3 separate regions of the Mus musculus genome follow, and regions 2 and 3 are each linked to region 1. The links are chromatin loops, found by intact Hi-C in ENCODE. Cell type or tissue: heart. All regions are shown on one strand. Region 1 overlaps Vps8 (VPS8 CORVET complex subunit). Region 2 overlaps Vps8 (VPS8 CORVET complex subunit). Region 3 holds the start of 2510009E07Rik (RIKEN cDNA 2510009E07 gene).

Region 1 (8,000 bases):
TCTCTGGCAGCAGACCTTTAGTCTAAACAAGTCTAACCCAGCCTGGCACACACTGAACGTGGCTGCTCAGGAGACAGAGGTGGGCCTAATGTGGGCCAGTGTTGGCTTCACAGTGAGACCTAGTTGAAGTGGAGGGGGGGAATGGAAGAGGGAGGGAGGGAGGGAGGGAGGGAGGGAGGGAGGGAGGGAGGGAGGGAGGGAGGGAGGGAGGAAGGAAGGGGAAGACAATTAGTAAGAAAACTTAAGAGATCCCAGTGTCAAACACAGGTTTTCTAATTACGGGGTCTGGGGAATCTCAGTAATGTTCAGAAGTGGACAGCGCCATCAGCAACAGCCTTGTGTCTCTGCCATCACTTTCTGTCAGATATCTCATAGACTCGACATAGTCTCCTGAGATTGGATGCATGGCTTAATATCCCTTCCAGGTCAATGACAGGGGTCTCCTATAAGGGAACAGCTTTTCTTGTTCTCATTGCTCTGCCATCTGTTAATTTGACCTATGAAAGTCATTTTTTATTAAATGCTTCTTTGTGAATTTCCCATCATGCACCCCAATCCCACTCATCTCCCATCCCTCCATATCCACTCTCTGCCCTTGCAACCTCTCCCATAAATAAAAACAAAAATTAAATAAAGTTAAAAAAATAAAAAAATCTAATTGTGGAAGCCGCAGTATCACTGTGTGTTACACAGTACACCCTTTGTCCACACTTCTTTGCTTGCCAATGTTCATTGCAATGAGTCATTGGAAGCTCTGGCTTCCGTTACATTATCAATCCTGGGTCCTCACCGGGGCTCCTCTCAGACATCCTGTTGTTGTCCTGTGTCACGAAGATCCTGCAGCTTTGGATCTGCAGGATTGGCACAGTTCACAGATGGCGTAGATGTGGAGTTGGGCCTGGCTGTCCTGTACACCCACCACTGGGGCCAGATCTCCTGCTTGTGGCTTGAGGCTCCTTCTGCTTCTCTACGTATCCTGATTCTTACCACGTACTTGCTCATCGTAGTGGCGCCACTGAGGCCGTGTGCCTCTGGTGTCTTCTGCCTGTGTCTGCAATCTTTTTAAGTGGCCTTCCTTCCCCAGTGTTTCGCCAGGCCCTTCTGTTCAGTTTGCTTCCTGTTGAACTCTCCTTACTGAACTCTGCTGTGGTAGTTAGTGTTAATTTTCAGCTTGATACCACTCAGGGTCTTAATGAAGAATTAATCACAATCAGGTTAGCCTTTTGGCACGTCTGTAGAGGGATGTCTTCATTGTTAATGGATGTCGAAGGGCCCTGCCCACTGTGGACTACTCCATTCCCCTAACCCCACACTTTCCCTAACCCCCACCGCCAACAGGGGTTCCTGAAAAGAAAAGGCTAGTTTTGAGCAAGTAAGGATGACATGTTTACGTTCTCTGCCCCTGACTGCTTCCTGCCTTGACTTAACTGAAGAAATGGACTGGAATTTGGATTGTAAACCTAATATTTCTGCTCTAAGTAGCTTTTGTCAAGCTATTTGTCACAGTAACAGAAATGAAACCAGAGCACCTAGCCACATCAGAACTAGTGCTTTGTATGGGATGTGGTAGGACTGTAGAGTGGTCAGTTCAGGACAAGTACCCCTGCCCCAACCCCTCTGCACTCTAACCCAGCCTGTGGCACTAACAGGATCTGCTGGGTCATGGCTCCCAGGGGTTGTGTCTTAACAGTGACGGTGTGTCCGTCCCTCGTGAGCTTTGGTTTGAGCCTGGCGTGGTGTATTCATCAGACCTGATCTTAGAACCTCCTTCAGCATCTTTATTTTTTTGTTTTTGTTTTGGTTTTTTTTTTGTTGTTGTTGTTGTTTTGTTTTTTCGAGACAGGGTTTCTCTGTATAGCCCTGGCTGTCCTGGAATTCACTTTGTAGACCAGGCTGGTCTCGAACTCTGAAATTCGCCTGCCTCTGCCTCATGAGTGCTGGGATTAAAGGTGTGCGCCACCACACCCGGCTCTTCGGTGTCTTATAAAGTCTGCAGAAGTGTGACACATACTTTTTCCAGTGTCATGTTTCCTACCAATTAGTATTGAGGCCAGCGGTTCTTAGAAAGAGTCAAGGCAGCTTTAACACTCAGGTTGTGGTGGGTTCCTCCTCCTTCTCTGGCAAGAACCAGTGAAATGAGTGTAGCCCCATGAGAGGGTGCCCAAGAGGCCTTCAGAGCCGCCTCAGCCCGCCATGTTGTCAAGTGCATCAAGAACTGAGGTAGCCATATCCTAGACCAGCTGTGACATCATGTTTGGGACCCTGGAAACCCAGGAGCTGTGAGCCCTCTTCTCTCGGCTGCTTCTTTCCGGAGCTTCAAACTTCCTTTTCCTCCCGCTGGAAAACAGCCGTGGTACCTGTGGGCCAGGCTAGTAAGGCAGGCAGCGAGCACTGTTTCCCTTCCTAGCCTGACTCAGCTGTTTCCTGAGAGTGGTGAAAATGTTAAGGGAAAGAAGCAGAGCCATTTCAAGAAGACAAATACAACTTACAAATCTCTTAAAAGTTCTGGATGTCGGGGCTGGAGAGATGGCTCAGCAGTTAAGAGCACTGACTGCTCTTCCAAAGGTCCTGAGTTCAATTTCCAGCAACCACATGGTGGCTCATAACCATCTGTAGTGAGATCTGACACCCTCTTCTGGAGTGTCAGAAGACAACTACAGTGTACTTACATATAATAAATAAATAAATATTTTTTTTAAAAAAAGGTTCTGAATGTCATACTATCTAAAGTTCACATCAGGGTCATCAAGATGCCTCAGTAAAGGCTACCTCGACCAAAGCTCCCAAAGCTGGCTTCCATCCTTAGGACTCACATCGTAGAAGACTGACTCCTTTAAGTTGTCCTCTGACCTCCATTCAGGCACAATGGCATCCACACACACCCCTAATTAATTAATTGCAATAAATATCCTTCTTGGTGGAAAAATTAATCAGCCAGGACCTTTCTTTTTTTGTTTTGTTTTATTTTTTTTATTTTTCAAGACAGGGTTTCTCTGTGTAGCCCTGGCTGTCCTAGAACTCACTCTGTAGACCAGGCTGGCCTCAAACTCAGAGATCCACCTGCCTCTGCCTCCCAAGTGCTGGGATTAAAGGCATGTGCCACCACTGCCCAGCATGCCAGGACCTTTCTTCTAGAGTGCTTTTGAGGACTTGGTGAGATGGCCCCCAGGGGACACACAACAGCTAGGGCTCGCTCTGTCTTCGCTCAGTAACTTGGAGTTGTATCTGTGCTAGGTCCCAGGTCTTACCCTCTAGCTTATGTGTGAACACCACGTGCTTCAGCACCAAAGCCCTTCCGGTCACCCATGTGCAGTGTGTGTCTGAGAAACACTTTCCCTTTCTGCCCAAGAGGTTCATAGTGCAAGGCAAGGACAGACAGTTTTTAACTAGCCTTTGCATAGAACACAAACCTGACACAAACCTCTAACCAGTGGTGTCTCAAAGGTGCAGTTACAGCAGCTGGCATAACCCAGCTTCTCTGGTGGGAGGCTTTAACCAATGATCAGTGACCTCCTGAGGGTCATCTCCAAGGTCAGGGGAATGAAAGGACTCTCCAAGGTCATGTGGTATGAGAGCTAGTGTTCAGATAGCAAGATTCACTACAGCACTGACAGGATCCTCCATGGGGGCAAGAGGGGATGGGGCAACACTTCAGGGACCCTTCTTCAAGCATCTGAAGACAGGTCTTTCGGCCAAAGTTATAATGAACAAGGACATGGCAAAGAAGGGGTATCTGTGAGAGCCACATCAAGTGATGGATATGGGTGTACAAGAGCGGATGGACAAAGGTCCTCTTCTCAGAAGCCCTTGAGGAGGGAGATGTAGAGATAATGATAGGGAAAGGGTCCAGAGATAGAGGATCCAGCTGGGAGGAGCATCCAAGCAGGCCTTCAGGAGGCCAAGGCCGGATCTTCCAAATGCTCAAACGAAGCCCCCAGTTGCCAGGGCACAATCGTCTTCAGACACATGAGGGAACTGCTGCTGCGTCTTGCTTCATCTATGTGAGGAAGGTCAGAGGCTGCCCAGGGACAGGCATGTCATTGTTAATCAATCGGATCATTCTTTTATTTCCTAGGCAAACTCAGAACCTGTTCTGGACCCACAGCAAATGCAAGCCTTTGATCAGCTCTGCCGTCTCTACAGAGGAAGTTCTAGGGTAATGTTTGTGGGATTGATGTTTCCGATTTGGAATTCACTGTTTGGGGAAGGCAGTGTGTCCTAGAGTCCTGCATCCAGCTTAGCTTTGAAGGTGCCTGTCATACTTGTTCTGACCACATGGCCCACGGGTCCTGGCCCCAACAGCATCAGCATGTGGTGAAAGGGCAGTAGAGAGGCATTTATTACTTACCTACCCCCCAACACCCTGGGGTTGTGAGCACACAGAAGGCCCATGTCTGCCCTGTCTCCACAGAGAGCAAGCCGGAAGCCTATTTCCTCCTTCAGAAGGCCATCCTGTATATCTGAGACTGCCAAGCCTGCCCTACAGCCAGCCCCCCCCTCCACATCTGCATGAGTTGAATTTTTTGGGCCATGAAAGACCAATATTAAGCAGCAGTGGCTTGAACAAGGAGGAAGTTGTAAATGCAGGAAGCCAGGACATGACCCTGAACCTCCAGGTCTCTTCCAGCTTGAGGCTGACACCCACCTAGCTCAGCATTGGTGCTCCAGCTTTGAACACTGCTTCTGCATGGCAGCCAGCAAGCAGAGAAAAAGGAAGACAAGGCTAGTCCACTGGTCAGGAACAATGCCTGGAAGCTATGTATACCTCTTCCCTTGTCTACAAGGTTACCGACCTCCCCGAGGCTGTGAGAACACACAAGCCCAGTCTGGCCTGTCTCCACAGAGAGCGAGCCAGAAGCCAGTATCCTCCTTCAGGGCCATCGTGTATGTTTGAGGCTGCCAAGCCTCAGATCTATGACCACCTAGCTATCTGTAATGTAGACTGGGGGATTACACGTCTTTAAATGTGTGGGAGAAGGGTGCAGACTCTGAGGTTACTAGCAACCAGTACTGCATAGACATCCATGGCAGACTCAAGTGCACCCCTGGGCTCACAGCCTGCCCTTCCTTGCCCATCAAGAATGGATCATGTCCCATCCAGTCATCGAGAGCACAGGCCTGGCAGCATCCTGTGCTCACCCCTCATCCTGAGGAGGTCCAGGGAGCATCTTGTTTGGACCCCTAGACGTTTCCCCTCCAGACTGCCTGTGCTCTGAGTGAGAGTTTCTCATGCCCATAGAGGCCATGCCGGTCTGGCTGCTGCACTCCCTTCCTGTCCCTTCCCTTCTGCAAGGGCCATGCTGGCTCTCAGCCCCTCAAGGGTGGGAACGAGAACTTTTCAGCACCTCCACTCCAGGGCACACCCAGAACCCCCCAGCCCAGTAGTTTTCTGAGCTTGTCTAGTTCCAGCTATCTCTGGGCTTGGCAGCCCTGATCTCACTGAAGCAGACACTGAGGGAAACCAGCACTTCCTCTTGAACTGTTGACCCGGACAGAAGTTCCTCTGGAAACTTCCACAATGTCCTAAATAAGACCCTGCAGTTTAAGTGAACTGACTGGTGTCACCTCGTCTCTTCCTGTTTGCCAAGTTCTGGCCAGGAACTAGAGTGAGAGTCACCATCTACTTCACATTCACAGCCTGACTCAGCGTCTGTGTTTCCTAGTCACTAAGTTACAGGAGGAAGTACTTAAGACTTAAGAAGTAGGAGCCATGGTTTGTGCTTGGTCTTTCTGCCTTAGTGTCAGAATGTGCACACCCCTTGAGTATAGCACCATCACGTGTTCTGTTGGAAGCCTTGGGCATGATCTCCTCACAGACCAGTCACAGGATGATTGGATTACAGAGGTAGGAAGTGGAAGCTGACCCCTGCAGGGTATCCTTGGAAGCCCTGGCCCTTGGTGTGAGCCAGCCTCCCTCACATGCCACCTCAGGCAGGAGGCTCACGGTCAGAGTGTAAGCATGCACACCATGACAAACACCATGACCAAAAGCAACTGGGGAGGAAAGGGTTTGTTACAGCCTACAGATTGCAGTCCTCTGTCAGGGGACTCAGGGCAGGAACCTACAGGCAGGACCTGAAGCCGAGATTATAGAGAGTGCTGCTTTCTGGTTTCCTCTGCCTCCCTTCTGTAGCCCAGGCCCACCTGCCTGCGGGTAGCACCAGGTACAGTTGGCTAGACCTGCCGGTTAGATTAGCAAAAGAGGAAATGCACCCCCAGACCTACCCACAGGCCAGTCTGATGGAGGCAGTTCTTCAGTTGTGGATCACCCTGCCCAGGTGACCAGTTGTCTCAGGAGGACAGCTGAGGCTGATGGTGACAGTGAGTGTGTGTTAGACTATGGTTGTGTTGCTGAGCCAGGACCAAGGGCTGGGTTAGTTCTGATAAACTGGACTTAGAGCTTAGAGGACTTGGCTGGCTCCCCAAGTATTGTAGCCACTGGTTCTGCTGTCAGCGAACTGGCAAAAGAGCTCTGCACCATTACTGCTCATGTGATGGGAGGCTCCTTGCCAGAGATGAGAACAGAGAGAAGTTAGAGCAGGCAAGCAGGGCAGAGACGATGGGCGTGTAACCTCCAGAGGTAAGACCACAGGCAGCTTGACTGAACAGGGATTGCCGCATGGGACTGAGTTTGAATCCTACCCTATCACTGATAGCCAAGTGGCCCAGAGTGAGTCACTGCCCAGGATTCTGTGAATATCGCCCTCAAAAGCCTGTGGCCTGCAGATGTTCCAGGGACTGACTTCTGCCAGGAGACAGATGCACACAGTCCCCCTGCGGCACTTGAAGGTTCACTTGCTACATCACCCAACAGAAGGCATTCGTCGCCATCCTGTGAAGGGTAACAGTGAGGCACCACGCTCTGTCTTCAGGTCCCATCCACTGCTCCAGTTGCATCTTGGCCCTGAGTTTCCCCTCAAGTTAGAGTTTGAGTGTTGTCACTTAGCAGTCCAGAGGTCTCGGCTCCTGGATATGCACTCATCTCTGATTGTTGAGGGCATCTGACACCCGGCTGCCAGGCTCTGACTTGCAGAAAGCCAGCTGGGTGAGGGTATACAGCCTGGCTTCTCAGTGGGCTGGCAGGAATGGCAGAACTAACAAACCACTGACAGACAAGGGTACTGTGGAAGCCATTGGTTAGTGTATACAGCTGCAGGGAGGGAGGGCGAGTTTGGAGGAGAGATGGGATCTGTGGGTGCTATTCTGGAGCCCAAACTAAATTGGTGGCCAGCTGGCCAGCCTGCCAAAGAGAGTGCCAGCAATAATTCTGTCCTGGACGCTCCAAAGAGAAACATATGGGAGTTGTGCTGAGGACAGAGGTGTGCCAGCACACAGGGAGGGCAGCAGTGCCTGGAGGAGACCCCACCCAGGCAGCCTCTTCTTGTGCCCAGGAGCACACCCCTTTCATAAGACATGGCCTCAGGACCCAAACACAGGGCTTTTCACTGCCCTCTCTCCGCCTTTGTCCCCACACAGGATGGTGCCCTCACCCCTCACATGTACCCTCTTCTCCACAGTTGGCTCTCCTTACGGAGCTCTCCCAGAACCGAGGTGGCGACAGCTGCAGGCCGTTTGCTGGCCCCCAGAGTGGGCCTGCTTTCAACAGCGTCTTCCAGAAGGAGAACTTCCAGCTGCAGCTCGCGCCTCCGCCTGTGGCTGAAGACTGAGGCCTCCCTGGAAGCCCAAGCTGCAGGAGGCAGGAAGGACCCTCTGCGCAGGCTCAGCCTCTGCCTCCCACACTCCTGCACAGAGGCCCAAGGCAGCCCTGGAGCCGCCCTGCAACCCTCCCCTCTCAGTGCACTCTCCCTGTTACAGGTCAGACCGCAGATGGGCCGGTTTCATTTCGCTCAGAATATTACCTAGTTCTACCCAGCCCTTTAGGAAATGGTGTTTACCCAGCCACATTCGATGTAGCAAGGGGCGTGGGGAGCCCATCGACTGTGAAGAGCAAAGGTCGGCCTGGGAAGAGCAGCAGCCCCGGAAGCAGGCATGTCTGCTGG
Region 2 (8,000 bases), 140 kb before region 1:
TTACACTCTGCCCTTTATTTTGTGAGAGCCCAGCTGTGTGCTTTTCCTATCTAATTTTTAAAAGATATATTATTTTTATTTTTAATGATATGTATGTGTGGATGTGTGTGTGTGCTCGCACTCGAGAGTATAGGTGTGTGTAGGCAGAAGGGTTGACTCCCCAGGAACTAGAGTGACAGACAGGGTTTAGGCCACCTAATGTATGTCCTGGGAGTTAATCTTTTTTTTTTTAAAGATTTATTTATTTATTACATGTAAGTACACTGTAGCTGTCTTCAGACACTCCAGAAGAGGGCATCAGATCTTGTTACAGATGGTTGTAAGCCACCATATGGTTGCTGGGATTTGAACTCAGGACCTTTGGAAGAGCATTTGGTACTCTTAACCACTGAGCCATCCCTCTAGCCCCATGGGAGTTAATCTTGGCTCCTCTGAAAAAGCAGTGTCGAAAGTCTCTACCATTGTCCTTCTGAGCTTGGCACAAAAATGCAGACTTCCTTTGCCAACAGGGCTTCTCCTTCTCTGACCTTGTCTAGGGAGTTCAAAACCCCGTCACCCACCCCTCCCCTCTCATACCTCTACCTTCAGAATGACACACGCGTGGCCTTGGTTAGATTACTGGATCAGCTTCCTTTCTCCTGAGAAGACCCTGATGGGGAAGCGCCTGAGATTCCTGGAGTTTCTCCCCGTGCTAAGGAGGCATCTCAGTGCCTCAGCCTTCAGCTGATGACCTTCGTCCGCTGTGGCTTCCCTAAAACTATATAGGCCTTGACTCACCCCAGCTAAAGTCGTGGTGTGTTGTTACCTTCCATGCTCATAGGGCTTCCACACTGCCCCTCCCCCATCCCTACTCCATTTGCCTCCATGGACCACTGTAGGCTGAGGCTCCCCGGGCAGGGCAGGGCACAGTATACACTTAACTCCTGAGAAGTGTCCCACCCCATCTGTGTATTTTAAATGGTATCTCTCCCCAGCATTTCTAGGAGCTTCCACCCTGTTACCTAGCCTGCCCAGACACCTAAATCTCTAAAATAGATTTAACTCCCATGACCCCTCATAGAGAGATGACTCAGCAATTAAAGACAGTGGCTACTTTTCCAGGGGACCCAGATTTGATTCCTAGAACTGACATTGAAGCTCGCATCTGTCTGTATCTTCAGCTCTAATGAGTCCAGTGTCATCTTCTGGCCTCTGTGGGCTGCATGCAAAACACTTGCAAAGATAGCCATGTAGGTAAAACACCCATGCATGTAAAACAAAAATAAAACCTTAAAAAAAAGGCCCCCCTCCCCTAATATATTTGTGATAAATTTCCAGAATGGACATTATTGGGCCAAAGTGTTTACCCCTAAGACTTCTGGGAGAGGGCCAGCTTGCTTACCAACAGCGTGCTCAGGAGTTGCATTATCTCAGCAGTCACCCAGATCTGAAGCTGAACTCTGCTTTCCTCAGCGGGCTGTGGGTCAGGGCCGAGCTGATGCTCTCCTACATTCTCTTCCAGGATACGGTGCCAGTCATAGTGGACTACTGCCTTCTGCTCCAGCGAAAGTGAGTATTCGGTGCCTGCCTGCTTCAGACAGGAAGCCCTTGCTTCACAGGAAGTGCCTTGCTTAGGAATTGTCTTAGTTAAGGTTTTACTGCTGTGAACAGACACCATGACCAAGGCAACTCTTATAAGGACAACATCTTGCTTACAGGGAGCTAGGATGAGGGTCTTAAAGCCACGCCCATAGTGTCACACACTTCCTCCAACAAGGCCACACCTCCTAATAGTGCCACTCCCTGGGCCAGGCATATTCACAGCACTACAGGACTTCTATAAACATAACTAGAATTTTTCTTAATTTGCACAGACTTGACTCTCGAATGTATTTTCATATGATGTTAAGTTGTTTCACTTCACAGCTTTTCACACACAGAAGCTTGTGGTTTATCACTGGTGCGTGCTTGTGTGCGACAGTAATGGAGGGGCACTTGTCACAGGGTGATGGAGGTGACTTTTATGGACCATCACCCTGCAGTATTTCATACCATTCACTAGGTTCATTTTGCTAATTCATCTTTAGGTTTTTTCTCCCAGAGCCTTTTAATTTAAAAACAAAGTCAGTATAAAACTCTAGATTACATTTTATAGGTTTAAGTATTAACTTTATAAATTTCCAACATGTGCCAATCCCCGGGCTTTGACACTCATTGTAAGAGCCAAGCACCTCTAGGTCCTTTGTCTCTTAATTGTTGTCGCACCTTATTAACATGTATAGCATTACTCATTTTCATTTCACAGGTGACATTCCCTAGACAGCAGGTGACTAAGAAACTTGTCAAATTTATACAGGGCAAAGGTGGGTTACACAGCTCGGGAGTCCAGCTTCTGTGTCTGTGGTCTTAGCCGTTATTAGCTAAGATCACTCTCCAAATAGTAAAGGTCGTGTGTGAGTATAGAATTCATGCACAGCTAAAACCCTAACTGCACTCACTTGAGTTATGAATATGTATGTCTTTGAGAACCAGTTCCTAAAAGGTCAGATCACGCTGTGGAAGTATAAGTGAAGGTTATCAAGGGCCAGTTGTTTGCCCCCAGCTATCATTAGTGACAGGCACTGTATCGCAGTAGGGTGTTGTTGATGACAGTCACTGTATCGCAGCAGGGTGCTGTTGACAGTGTTGTGCTGCACTTTGTCCTCTTTATAAGTTAGTGCTGGAGGAGAAGTTTCTTCACGATGCTTGTGTGGATCCTCGGCCGTCTTTTCCTGATTATCGTCCCCCCATTTTCACACTCACTTCCTCAACGTTATGTTTTAGTTTTCACAATAGCCTTAGTAGTCTTATGTGTATATATTTTGACTCATTTTCAGAGAGGCAGTGCTAGCTTTGTTTTCAGGACAGGAGATGTAGGTATAGTGGCTTCCTAATGGTATGAAGTACTGCAGTCCAGTTAACTCTTCACATTGAGAAAATTCTCATCACAGTGGGGCATGCCTCTCATACTAAAGAAGTGTGGTACTTGGTGCAAAGTGTCTCTCTATCACTCACTGGGTGACTGAAGGAGCAAGGAGACTTGTGCTCACAGTCTGGGGTTCTGAGAGTTCTCACAGTGACACAGGGTTAAAGTGACCCCAGCAGTTGTAAACTGAAGGACAGTGTGGGGAAAACAAAATCTGTCAGAAACATTTCATGTTATTCTCAGAAGTGTTCTCTAGGTACACACTTCTCTCTCAATATCAATCTCTCTCTCTCTCTCTCTCTCTCGTTTGGTAAGCATTTCTTATATGTATGATTTCAAAAGAAAATTATTCTCCAGTCTGTCAGTTGGGCTAGGAGAAGGGACTTCTCATTGAGCCAGAACATGGAGCGGAAGACGGACTCTCTTCCAGCTTTTGTCCACATGGGGGCCTGTTTTCTCTCCTCTGTTTTCACCAGTTCCTCCTCACTAGTCTCCTTCTTGGCTGTGCTGGGGAATGGTATTTGTTGTTGGGAATTCCAGAGAGGAGTACCTGAGCCACAGTGTACTTTAGTGCTTGTTGTAGCTGCCTCCACCCCTCCTCTTCCTGCACACAAACTCCTCCACCACTGGTCTGTGATGTGAATACTACAGTTTTCTCATCTCTCAGTTTTCTTTCCCAAGTTTGAACACTAGATTGTGTTGGTCCAGCTTTGATGACAATTCCATGTCTTTGTCTTTCTTTCCTGGTCCCATGTCTGCTTTTTCAGTTCCAGCAACCACAGGAGAGCCAGGGCAGCATCACCACCACAGTGCCAGTGCCTGAAGTGTTGCAGGTTTCGGATCCTTTGTCCCCCTGCAGCCCCCTCCTCCCATCTTTTGTTCTAGATTTGAGTTGTTCTAGATTTGACTTTTTCCTGTCTGGCTCTCTTTTCCATCGGACTGTTGAGACCCTGTCTGTGGTCCTGTGTTAGGGGAGGATGGAATAAGCTGTTTGGTCAACACTCATCTTTACTCCCAGGCTAGGTCTTTTCCATTTGTTAAAGTGTTAGCTATGGATATGAAATGTTTAATTAAATACTTAAGGGAAATCAATCTTAAATGGTAGAGGTCTTAGAACAGTTTAGAGTTGCCATAGACAGGTTTACAGTGGTCAGTAGTTTGGGCTTCCTTGAGCAGAGAATTATTAAATGTATGTAACTTCTCTTTCTGTATCTTTCTCCTAAAACTGGTGTACCCTTGTGTTTCTGTTTGCTCTACACTTAATCGTTCTTCTTCATTTCCCCAATTTGAAAAGGATGCCTCCCATTGAGATTCCCCTTAGGAGCAAATTGCACACAATGCAAATATCATTTTTACTAGACTTAATGCCAGTTTTATTTTGCAGTGGTCTAGAGGCCATGTGAAGTAATCATACTTTTAAACTGTAAAAACGGTGCAGTATTTGGATTATATTTTAGTAAACTGTAATGGTGCTAGTCACATTGAGTTTCTATCACCATGGTTCGTATCTGAAGCGATTAAGCCTAAACGACTCAGTTGCGTGGCATTCTGAGCCTGCAGTACCTCAGTAGCCCAAGTGGACAGGACGTAGTCCTCGGATATTCAGCTTTGTCTTAGTACAGATTGGCAAGTCTCAGATAGACAGTGCCCTCTCCTCTCAGAGTCTGCAGTTATTGTCAGCTAAGTTCTTCACATTTTAAGAAGTTATAAAACAATGTGTGAGTTTAGCCTTTTTTTTTCTGTTTGCAGCAAAAAAAATAAGCTCTCCAAAATATCCCTATTAATAGAGCATTAGTAACACTGAGCTCTTTCGAATGACCTCATCTCTTATTCAGCAGACTTCATGTTACAGGAGGTAAAGCCAAAAATAGTGCAGGGCAAGGCTGAAGTTAGTCCTTCTAGGAAACATATCAGTACCCTGGAGCATAAAGCGTAAATACAGAAACAGGGTGTACCTTCCTCTTGTCTTCCTTTCCCGATGCGTAACACATTTTCTCCCAGAATACTGAGCTCATGCTGTAGAATTTTGCTTCCTTTTAATTTTGAAGTAGTGAGACAGATAGGAGTTGCTGAGTCTGATTTTTCTTGCTCTTTGGTGCTAGCCTCTGGGTGGACTTGCCTTAGCCTTACCACTACTGCGTGTTGCCCTTCCTCTGTTGCAGACGTGTCTTGTCTGTTAACATCCGTGCTGTTTGCTGAACTTGTAGCTTTCCTGGGAAAGTGAAGGATCAGAGCTCATGGAGCCTGAGGTCACTGGGAATGTCGGTGGCAGGAGTGGGGGAAGGGCGCGTGGTCCTTTGATACTTCTGCCCTACTTCATGGTGTCTGCCCTTTACCTACTTACTGCTTTAAGAAGCAGTTGCCCTAAGAATCGCACACAGGATGTGAGCCAGAGAGCTGGGTTCAGATTCTCACTGATAATCCCAGTGTGGTTTTAGCAAGGAGCTGAGCTTTGTCAACTTCGTTTGGCCCGAGGGTCAGAATCATTCTGCTCTCTACCCCGTGGGACCTGAGATCAGACTCAGGCTGGCATGCTTGCTGGCACGCTCCCTTCCCTACTGGGTCATCTTGCTGGTCCTGTGTGGTCTGTTTTATGGCCTTGAGCTCATACTCGCCTGGGCTCAGCTTTCTGAGTGTTAGGTTGCTGGAATGCACCACCGTGTCTGGCAGGACTTCTTATGTGTAAAATTGTTGGGAAGATTGACTGTGTGCAGTATGGCAATGTAAACTTCAGGGCAAACATTGCTAGTGTTTTTGTTAAGCTGATGTAAACTGAAGTCTGGAAAAGATGTGACATACTTAGACTAAGTTTAATCGGTATTTGGAATAGTCCTAAAACTGCTTTTTTTTTTCTTTCTGTTATAGGGATCTTCTATTTGGTCAAATGTACGACAAATTAAGTGAAAATTCCGTCGCAAAAGGCGTGTTTTTGGAGTGCCTTGAGCCATATATCTTAAGTGATAAACTGGTGGGGATTACTCCCCAGGTCATGAAGGACTTAATTGTTCATTTCCAAGATAAAAAACTGCTGGAGAATGTGGAAGCCCTCATTGTCCACATGGACATCACCAGCCTCGACATTCAGCAGGTAAGCTGAGCGTCTGCCCACAGAGGAGGCACTCCACCGTCATTGACCCAAGGCCTCTCTGTCTGCCTTCTTCAGACCCAGTTAGTGAGCCTTTTTATAATAATGTACTTCTTAGGCGCTTGTGTAAGTCAAACCCAGGTAGTAAATGCTCCCGAGCCAGAGAGTGTGTCTTCTGCTTCTTGGACCTTCTCCAGAGCTCATGGCTGCTTATTGTTGGATCACCCAGGAAATGCTTTTTGCCTGGTCCTCACTCAGTGCATTCAGTAACATGGCCTTCATCTGGAAGGCTGTTTTTCAACCATGGATACCTACTCATTAATAATAGACCATGTTTACATTTAAAGAATGACGCCATTTAAAAAACAGCTAGTACATGGAGCAGAGTAGAGTTTTGAAATGTAGAGGCTGTTGTGAGAGGCAAATCACAGGGCTTCTTAGAATAAGCCGAAAACTGCGGATGATGGTGTGCGGGCCTCAGCAGCTGCGGCTGAGGGTATGTCTGAGCTCAGGCAGCTGTGGCTGATGCTATATCTGAGGTTCAGGCACCTGTGGTTGGTAATATATCTGGGTTTAGGTAGTTGTGACTGATGGTATTTAATTCTTTAATCATATTAAACTACCTAGTGAGTGTGATACTCCAAGAGTTTAAGGTATGCCTGGCTTTCACATGTCTTGGGAGAACCAAACCCTTTTGAGAAGGTTGCAGAGCCCACAGAATGAAAGCCTTGAGAATACCACAATATATTCCTAATGTCGGTGAGCATCCGAGGTAAAGCCCAGTCCTCTGAGCACATGCCTTTCTGGTATGTGGGTAATTTGGTGTAGTCTGACAACAGGCTAGTATTTTGAGACTATGTTATTAATCTGCATTAATATGGTGGTCACATCTGAGAAATTTTTATTTCTTCCTAATATTTTCAGCTTTTCCTAAATACAATGTAAATGTGCTCTGATCTTTTCCACATTAAAACAACACAAAGTCCCCTCAGTTTCTCATCTCTGTGTCAGTACCTCCTACCCCAGAGCCTCCAGCCTCCTTATTCCTAGTCACACTACATGATGAAAACCTTGTCTGGGTCACTGTTTCCATTTGTATTACATCCTGATAACTTATCCAGGTTGCTTTCAGTTGAGTGAGTAAGGACCTTGCTTAGATCCAAGTGTGTGTGTGTGTGTGTGTGTGTGTGTGTGTGTGTGTGTACTTACTGTCATGTTCAGCATGTGTTAATTCCCTCCAGCAGTACTTGTTCAGTGACAGGATCTGAGGATGCTGCAGCTATCCTGCTCTTCAAGTGTCTCTTCATAAGATAAGAGAGAAAAGTTTGGCAATAAGCAGAGAGGTAAAAAAGCCAGTGAATATTTGAAAAAAAGTATTATGTTAAAAATCAAAACCAGCAATATAGTAGAGAGATAGGCTGCCTGAGACTGGCTAACTATAGAAAACCTTTCTGAATGACAAAAGACATCAGAACTGAGAATGGTGGTGCATGTCTGTTGGCCCAGTCAGTGTTTGGGGTTGTGGGGGCAAAGCCAGGAGGATTAGAGGCTCAACAACTCTTTCAGGCCAGTCTGAGATGCATGAGACCCTCTCAAGGAAGAAAAGAAATAGACAAGACATACGGGTGCAGAGAGAGAAATCAATAGTGCCAGCATTTTAGAGGGTAGGATTGTTTTAGGTAAAAGCCAGTGTAAAGGGGGAAAAAAGAGAACCTGCCTTGAGTGTTAAAATGACAGGAGGGGCAAGCAGACCTGGAACCTGATGAGCAGAGGTAGAGTATCCGTGTGCTGTAAAGAAATCTTATGGAAGATGGTGTGTGTGTGGGGGGGGTGGGGGGGAATTGAGATAGGAACTCAGGAAGACCAACAGAGTCAACTCACCTGGACTCCTGAACTCTCAGAGACTGAACCACATACACAGGCTAGACCTAGCCCCATTCCCTCCCTGCACATATGAAGATGCGCAGCCTG
Region 3 (8,000 bases), 53 kb after region 1:
ACAGTAACAAGTATGACAGAGCTATCCTTCAGGAGAAGCAGCTGGGCATTGCCTGAGGACATGAAAAAGCAACTATTTGAGATTCCTAGAGAAGTGGGGAAAGAGAACACTAGACTAACAAAGACTACAATGCTAACTTACCAACAAAGCAGATCTGCCCTGAAGTTTTAACAGCAGAATTCTCTAATCAGCTCTTTATCTCTGTATAGGAAACAAATACATAGGAATTAAACTATCTAAGTGTTTCAGATTTCAGATAGCCTTGCTAGAACACCAGGCTTACCACCCATTAGGCAGGGTCCTGAAAAACACTTCCAGCTCAGTCTCTCTGTCTCCATCCCTCTCCTAGACAGTCTTTCTTTAGATATGCTAATACCATCTTAGGTGCCATCAAGTGCCACTCTGACTGCTTTCAACCTGAAAGGAACAGACACTGCTGAGATTTGTTCTGCATGAAAACGGAGCTCATCTATTGTGTGACTTTATGAAGCCAACTCTCGGTTCTGCTGGTGGCACCTACATCACATCGTGCACACCCACTCAACCCTGCCTGACACCTTCCCTTCACTTTCTCTTTCATAACCCCTCGCTTGAATCTCATTCTCCAAATCCAGTGACCTCTTTACAGCTCTCATGCCTCTGGATTATCACTGTAAGTGACACTTTCCCCATCACTGTCTCTAAGGGACCTAAGAACTGTTGGTTCCGCTCACTAACTTTAGATCCCTCTGTTTTGGTTTTGAGTCACTATTCCAGCATCAGGCACATCTGGATCCAGGTACAAGCTCTATTGCTAACTAGCTATATGCCTGTGGGGAAGTTACTTGATTTTGCTAGGTCCTAGACGAAGCTTTCTTCATATTGTATTCTATTTCTGTAACATCTCATGAAGAGAAAATATATAAGCTCTATACAACAGATTAAAAAGAATCTTGCCAGAAAATAAGGTTCTCAAATACATTAACCAATTCTACTCAAGTTTTTTTAAAAAATGTATTTTGGTAAAAAGGTGTTAAGAATTGGTACCCGACCAAGTTAGGAGACAGAAATAGCACACCTGGCAGCTTTGAGTGCCACATCTGCTCATGAATGAGACCCCTGAACCACTGCCAGTGCAAGAAGCATGGAGAAGGAGTGGGAGCTTGGCACAGCAAGAAAGATGAAGGTCTGAGAACACGGCTCAGCAAGCAAAGTTCTTGCCATGCAAGCGAGAAGTCCTAAGTTCAGATCTGCAGACCACAAAGCCAAGTGTGGATGCCTGTGGCTGCAGCCTTAGTATTCCTACCGACCAGCCAGTCTGCAGATGACAGAGACTCTGACCCAAACAAGGTAGAAAGTGGAGACAGACATAGGGACTCACACGTACCCTCACTCACACACCAACACACAGATATGTACAGACATAAATATTATGTACATATATGTATACACAGAGGCACCACACATACACAATCGCACATCCACACAGATGTACACACACACAAAAGACACTACACACACATACCCTCACTCACATACAAGCACACACTATGCACATATATATTACACATACATATGGACACTGCACACACATATATGCACACATGTACACATATGTAAACACAGATACTATGTACAGATATTACATACATGTATATACCCTCAGATACCAGAGAGAGAGAGAGAGAGATCAGAAAGAACTAGCTGATTTGGCAGTCCTTTCCTAAATTTAGATTATTTAAAATCAGTCTCTGGTCTCTTAGAGAAGAAAAGAGAAAACATTGTGAAACCAATCTGAGTTATCTGAGCTCAATCTAATTCCTTTTTTTTTTAAAGAGGATTGCGCATAATCGGAGCACAGATCAAGAGGCAGCAGCAATCCCTGTGTTAGTGGGACTGCAGCATTATAGTTGGCCATTTACCCAGAGGGACATGACAACACAAGATGGAAAACCGTGCATGAGGCAACCAGCCTTTACAAGTGCTCCTTAATGACTTCCATCAGCTTCTAGGGCAGGGCCATCGGCAGACTTCAGGACTCTGGTGCCTTCTCCTGTCACATTACACTTTATCAATAACTAGAGTGAAGAGAGGGATGTTTACTACAGGCACAATGACATGAATGCAGGAGGAATAACATACACATGAAAACAGACAGAACCAATGCACACCCAATAAAAGAGCCAAGACTAAAATCATAAGACTTAGAAAAACGGACCTGTTCTCGCTCAAATAAAAGGTAACAGGAAGACGTCCCTAAGGGATCAGTGCTTGTCTCCAAAGCCACACATGCAGCTTTGAGAAGGGCAAGGCGTGGATCAATTGCCACAGTTTTTAAAGCCTACTTAGTGGCTTTAGCAGACAGCAAGCTCAGCTTGAGGGGGCAGCAGCTAGCCTGGTGTGATGAAGTATAGGAAGGGCTAGGGCAGAGCAGCACCTCAAAGATGAGAGGCGGTGTCTTGCTCCACACTGACCAGCCCAGAACTCAGGGGCTTCTCACCTACCCCCAGCACATGTGTTCAGAACAAAACCACCCAGATAGTTAGGTACACGGGTGCTATCCTGTAAGCGGAAGGACAGAAGGCAATGGCAGCTCAGAAGCAGGACAAAACAACAGTCTCAGTGGAAAAATGGTGGACATCTCTCCTCAGCCACTCAATGCATGCCAAGTTCAAACCTGTTTTGGAAAACCTACTTCCCTCAAGAATAGCCAGGGATTCAGAGAAAGAATGGCCCATATGCAAGAAATTCTTAGTATATTTAAATATGCATATCCAAAGAGTTGAGGCAGCCATAATTTGGCTGAAACATTAGACTGTTGTATAAGATACAGTAGGAAGAGACATAACAATACGTTTTCGTGAGTTGAAGGCATTTGCCCCATGAGCCTGATGACCTAAGATAGGTTCCCCAAATTACACAAAGTTGTCCTCTGACCTCCGCACGTGAGTCATGGCTCATATGCGAGTGCACACACCCATGTACCCACCCGAAAACACACTCGACTTCATAAGGTAAGAACAGATGAAGGAATGTGGTAAGTTCGTTTTCATCTCCTTGTAAGGAAGACATTGTGAGAATCAAGGTTCATTAATGAGGAACAATCTGTCTGACTAGACGCAAGCTTCCCAGAAGTCAACTCTACCTGGAGAGGGAAGTAAGAAAGGCAATGACTGGGGCCATCTTAACTCCTCCGCATCCGCATCCCACAGTAAGAACAGGACTTCTGCAGGAGGTAGACTGCCATTAAATTCATCCAACAGGTACACTTTAGCTCTCATATTTCCTACTCTGAAGCCACACTTTCAGCGAGAAGCAAGAACATCCTGTTTGTCCTCATCAGCAGAGGAACAACAAAATCAATATTCGCTCTCCAGGTACCTTGAATTTATAAGGAAAAGCAAGGATTTTCTATCCTTTAATTTATAAACTCAACTAAGACATTCAAATATTCTCAATTAAAAGCAAATAAAGATTTGTTACATATTGTAGCTCTCCTTGTAAACCATATCCTCCTAAATAACAGGGGGGAAAAGTTTGATTGAAGATCACTTGGAAAATGTGTCTTAAGCACGGCAAAGCCCTCCAAATCTAAGATTATATGGAAACCGACTTCAGAATGTTTCTAAAAAGAAATGATTCAGCAGTCGGATTAAGCTAAATGCCATGAAGTAATCAAATTGTGGAATGCTGATTAAATGGCTACTTAAGTTTAATCTATTTAAAACTCTCAGGATAAATACAACTGGCCTAGGACTAGACTAGTCCTGGCTTGGCTCAAACGCTGTAACTGGGTGTCGAAGGAGTTTGCTCTTCAAACTGTTCCTTTTAACTTCTTAGAAGCCATTCTTCATACTTTGGTTCTTTCTCGATCTGGATACATTAAATAAATGGGAATCGCTAGGACCTAGGGTTCTTTCTGTTCAACAGCAGCCAGAAAGAACAGGCAAGAAAGTGAAAGGGGTATGTCCGTGCCCACCCCCCACCGCTGAAAGGGCTACCCTGCTGGCGCGCGTCCGCTCTGGCGGCTCTGAGCAAGTATCTAAAAGAACGGCAAAGAAAGCCAGCCCCAGGCTCCTGTGGGTAGGAAGGTTCCCTTTTGTGACTACAGCTAGGTTCCCCCGGGATTTCCTCCCGTCGTCCGGGTAGCACCCGGCCGCAGGCGGGCGACAGCAGGCCGACGCGGCTCCACTTACAGTGACACCATCCCAGGTGACAGCACCAGTGCAGCTTGAAGCACTTGCCGTGGCTGTGCGTGGCACAGATGGACAGCCCGTCGCACGGCTGGAAGTCGGGTCTGCGGGCGGCGCAGCTCCGCGCCAGGGCCTGCGCCTCGTCCACTTTCTCGCTCTTCCAGCCGCGCTCGGGCGCCGTGGCCGCACTCATCTCTCCGGTTGAAGAGCCGGGCCGGGAGCCTAGGACAGGGCAGAGGCGCGGGCCGGGCAGGGCGAGGGTGGGTTGCGGGCTGGAGGCGCGGCGAACACCCGCTGCCGAGGAGCCGCCCGGGGAGGGAGCAGCGACCCGGCCAGGCCTGCTGCCTCCCCGCGCCCTGCTCCCTTCTGCGCCCTGCTCCCTCCTCCCTTCTTTCTCCTCTCCTCTCCTCCCTCCTCTTTGCTCCCTCCTCCCGTCTCTCTCTGTCGTCCTCCCTGCTCCCTCCTCCCCACTCGGGCCGCCACGCCTGCACGCGCACGCGCACACTTAGACCGCCGCGCCCCTCTGCGAGCCCATCCCCTCGCGGTGGCGTTGCGCGCGTCGCCTCTGCCCCCGGCCAGCGGGTCCCACATGCCCATAGGACAGTCAGCACACATCCCCTACGCCCTCGGGTTGGGAGGGCGTACCTCCGGCTACAGTCCGGCCTTCTCCCGCAGCCTTTAGGCACAGGGTCTAGCCTGGTCCTTAGCACTCCCTCCCCGTCGCGCCGTGGCGTCCTGCTGGGCACACACTCGCCCGGGCTGTCCTGGAGCCGCCGGATGGCAGCGGGCGATGACCTCGCGGGTTCTTCCCTGTGCCAGCCTCCCGGAACTAGTCCTGGGTGCGGGGCTTTGGGCAGTCAGGGTGGGAGAATCTGTTAGGTTTCTGTCTTGATACGTGTAGGGTGTGGGGATGCACTGAGTGGCTTGCAGTGTCTGTGTGGCCATAGACATTACACGCCAGTCGTATAGTCGTGTGTGAGTGTGTGTGTGTGTGTGTGTGTGTGTGTGTGTGTGTGTGTGTGTGTTGTGAGTGTGGACGCCCTAGCGTGATTAACTGCATCAGTTGAACTGCGTGTGTGGCGGTATGGTGGGCTGGAATGGCGTAGTAAATTTATGCATGGATTACATGTGTGGAGTTGACACGGTCGGACATGGGTACACAGACTGACATGTGGCCCAGCCTAGCCAATGGGTGTGGCTGCCTAGGCTGCAGGTCCCTCTCCCACCTCCCCCAGTCTGCTTGTTAGACCGCCCTGCTGGCCACAACTTGTTTCAAATGGGTCTTCCATCCCAGACTGAACCAGAGAAGAGAAAAATGAATCTTTCGTTTACGGGAGCAGTGCTTCCCCTACCACGCGGGCCAGTGCCCAGTCTAAAACACCGAAAGGAGGAACGCCTTCCCTCTGCTTCCTTGCCAAATGCTACACCGGGCCCAGGAAAATGCCTGTAATCGCAGAGGGTCCGCAACAGAGCCTCTCAGCACAAATGCTGGGCTGGACCGTGCTTTCCCCAGATCTCCTTTCCCTTCCCTTTATCCCCTTCCTGTTTGGCAATGAGCTCTATCCTGGTTTTAAACGAAATTCATCCTCAAGTCCTCAAAACTCTTTGCTGCCATAAGCACCCTTTCATAATTTTCCCTTTTATTTAACCTTGGCTTAGGAAGGGAAATCTAATTTGCATATGTCTGACTCTGTGAAATCTTCATGTGTCAGGGATTGAGGTAAACTCAGATGGCAACGGCTGATTTCAACAACTGTCCCATCTAAGTGACAAATTCTGGCTCCCCGTTAACCTAACATTGAACTGAGGTAAACACAAGGTGCCATGCTTCACCTATCTCCCAGGTGCCCACCCACTTAAGTCCCAAAGCAGCTCACGGCTGGCTCAGCGTCCCTGCAGCCCTGCTGTATGTCCACCTCAGAATGACTTCAGCAAAGGAAAACCAAAGGAACCTACACCACAGAATTGAGATTTATCAAACCATTTTTCTACATTTTATTATCTTGTGTGTATGGGTGTTTCACTTGCATGTATTTTTGTGCACCACCTGTAAGCAGCGCCCTCCAGGGCCGAGGAGTGCATCAGATTCCGTGGGACTAGAGTTACATACAGCTGGTTGTTAGCCGCCATTCAAGCGCTGGGAATTGAACCGGGGTCCTCTGGAAGAGCAGCCAGTGCTCTTAACCACTGAGCCATTCATTGCTCTAGCCCAACCAACCAATTTTTAAAATTAATTTATTTTTATTTTATGTGCATTGGTGTTTTGCCTACATGTATGTTTGTAAGAGTGTCAGATCTTATAGTTACAGACAGTTGTGAGCTGTCACATCCATGCTGGGAATTGAACCCAGGTCTTAACAGCTGACTCACTCTCCATAAACATCTGTTCTAATCCATCTTTCTCCTTCAACCTATAAACTCCCTCTTAGTGCCAGCCATATCATATATACAAGTAACCCAATTTGCTTTTAGTATAGATGATCACACTAATTAGGAAGCATACTGATGCAGGGTTTTTTAGTGTAATGGGACTGTTCATAGCCAAGCTGTACATGATCCAAAGACCTAAGATGCCAGACACTCAATAATCAAAGATCATTCTTCAGAGTGGCCGTGACTTGCCTACGTGGTTTAATGCTACGGTTAGAACCTTTAGGTTCAAATGTGAATGGCTGGATATTTAGTTTCTGTCACCCTGTGCCTGTTTGTCTATTATTAATGTAAGCTGTCTTTGCACAGCAACCCTCTAGACACTTACAAACCGCGTCTTTACAAAACAGGTTTTGGTTACTTAACCAAACCAAGCAACCATGCATCACGGTTATAAATAAGCACTCAGCAATCTGTCTTCTAGTTGTATCAAAGCAATCACGGCTATGGCAGGGGGCAACAGTTTCCAAATGCAGTGCGGCTGAACTGGGAGGTGCCTACGAGGAGGGAAGGAGGGAATCTGTGCAGCAAGGCCATTAGCACATCCGGCTCATCATCTGCTCCAGGGTCTAAAGAACAGCCTCTTTAGACTCAGAGGCAGTGCCCCTCCCCGTGCCACTTGCCCCTGTACCTCGCTCACTGCTCATGCTCAGTATTAGTCCCTTCCCTAGTTGGCTTTCTCCTACTCTAATAAAACACTGGCCAGAAGAAACTTGGGGTAGAAAGGGTTTACTATATCTTTTTTTTTTTTTTTTTTTTTTTTTTTTTTTTTTTTTTTTTTTTTTTGGTTTTTCGAGACAAGGTTTCTCTGTATAGCCCTGGTTGTCCTGGAACTTACTCTGTAGACCAGGCCGGCCTCAAACTCAGAAATCCGCCTGCCTCTGCCTCCCGAGTGCTGGGATTAAAGGCGTGCACCACCACACCCAGCTGGGTTTACTATATCTTAAGCTTCCATGTTATAGATCCTCACAGAAGGAATTTATGACAGGAACTAAAACATCACCTGGGAGGAACACTTGGTACTGGCTTGCTCAGTCTGGTTTCTTCTACTACCCAGAACCACTTGCCCAGAGGGGCCCTGTCCTCTTCATTCATTAATCACACAGTCAATCTGATGGAGGCATTTTCTCAGTTGAGGGTCCCTCTTCCTGAGGGATGGATGACCTGAGCTTGGGTGAAATTGACAGATACTGACCAGCACAGGCCTTCCTCTTATAGCATCTCAAAGGTACCAACCACAGACCATCTTCCTCCCAGCCTCCCTCTAGGATACTGTGAAGAGATTGCTCTCTAACAACTGCTCAAAAAGAACCCCCTCTCGAGGCTCCAAGGCCCCGCTGTCCTGTTTTATTTATTGCTTTATTTCTGAACCAAAGTGTGCCATTTCCTTCTTCCTGA

What was found. Hi-C counts contacts between places; a loop is a spot of excess contacts. Peaks named below come from ENCODE experiments on the same cell type or tissue, not always from the same donor. Only the 100,000 strongest peaks of a DNase experiment are listed, where the experiment ranks them.
Region 2: it touches region 1 in a loop (2.4-fold over the local background); 2 of 42 quality-filtered maps call a loop at or near these places.
Region 3: it touches region 1 in a loop (5-fold over the local background); 12 of 42 quality-filtered maps call a loop at or near these places.

The regions. Positions count from the first base shown.
Region 1 is chr16:21,636,604-21,644,603 of GRCm38, forward strand. Vps8 (VPS8 CORVET complex subunit) reads left to right here. Exons shown (of 47, transcript NM_001285893.1): 46 at 4,076-4,156; 47 at 7,518-8,000. The coding sequence ends at 7,667. Among named protein-coding and RNA genes, the nearest start is that of 2510009E07Rik, 54 kb to the right of the region's middle. In heart, CTCF peaks have their summits at 4,284 and 5,862; DNase peaks (open chromatin) are centred at 858, 5,518, 6,568, 7,678 and 2 weaker places; H3K4me3 peaks cover 564 bases; H3K27ac peaks cover 2,569 bases.
Region 2 is chr16:21,494,379-21,502,378 of GRCm38, forward strand. Vps8 (VPS8 CORVET complex subunit) reads left to right here. Exons shown (of 47, transcript NM_001285893.1): 21 at 1,502-1,548; 22 at 5,810-6,032. Among named protein-coding and RNA genes, the nearest start is that of Vps8, 75 kb to the left of the region's middle. In heart, CTCF peaks have their summits at 3,383 and 4,542; no DNase peak of the experiment used is centred here; H3K27ac peaks cover 3,333 bases.
Region 3 is chr16:21,690,041-21,698,040 of GRCm38, forward strand. It overlaps 2510009E07Rik (RIKEN cDNA 2510009E07 gene), which reads right to left and starts at 4,625. Exons shown (of 2, transcript NM_001001881.2): 1 at 4,176-4,625. The coding sequence starts at 4,365. In heart, no CTCF peak of the experiment used is centred here; DNase peaks (open chromatin) are centred at 4,181, 4,651 and 5,361; H3K4me3 peaks cover 2,984 bases; H3K27ac peaks cover 2,259 bases.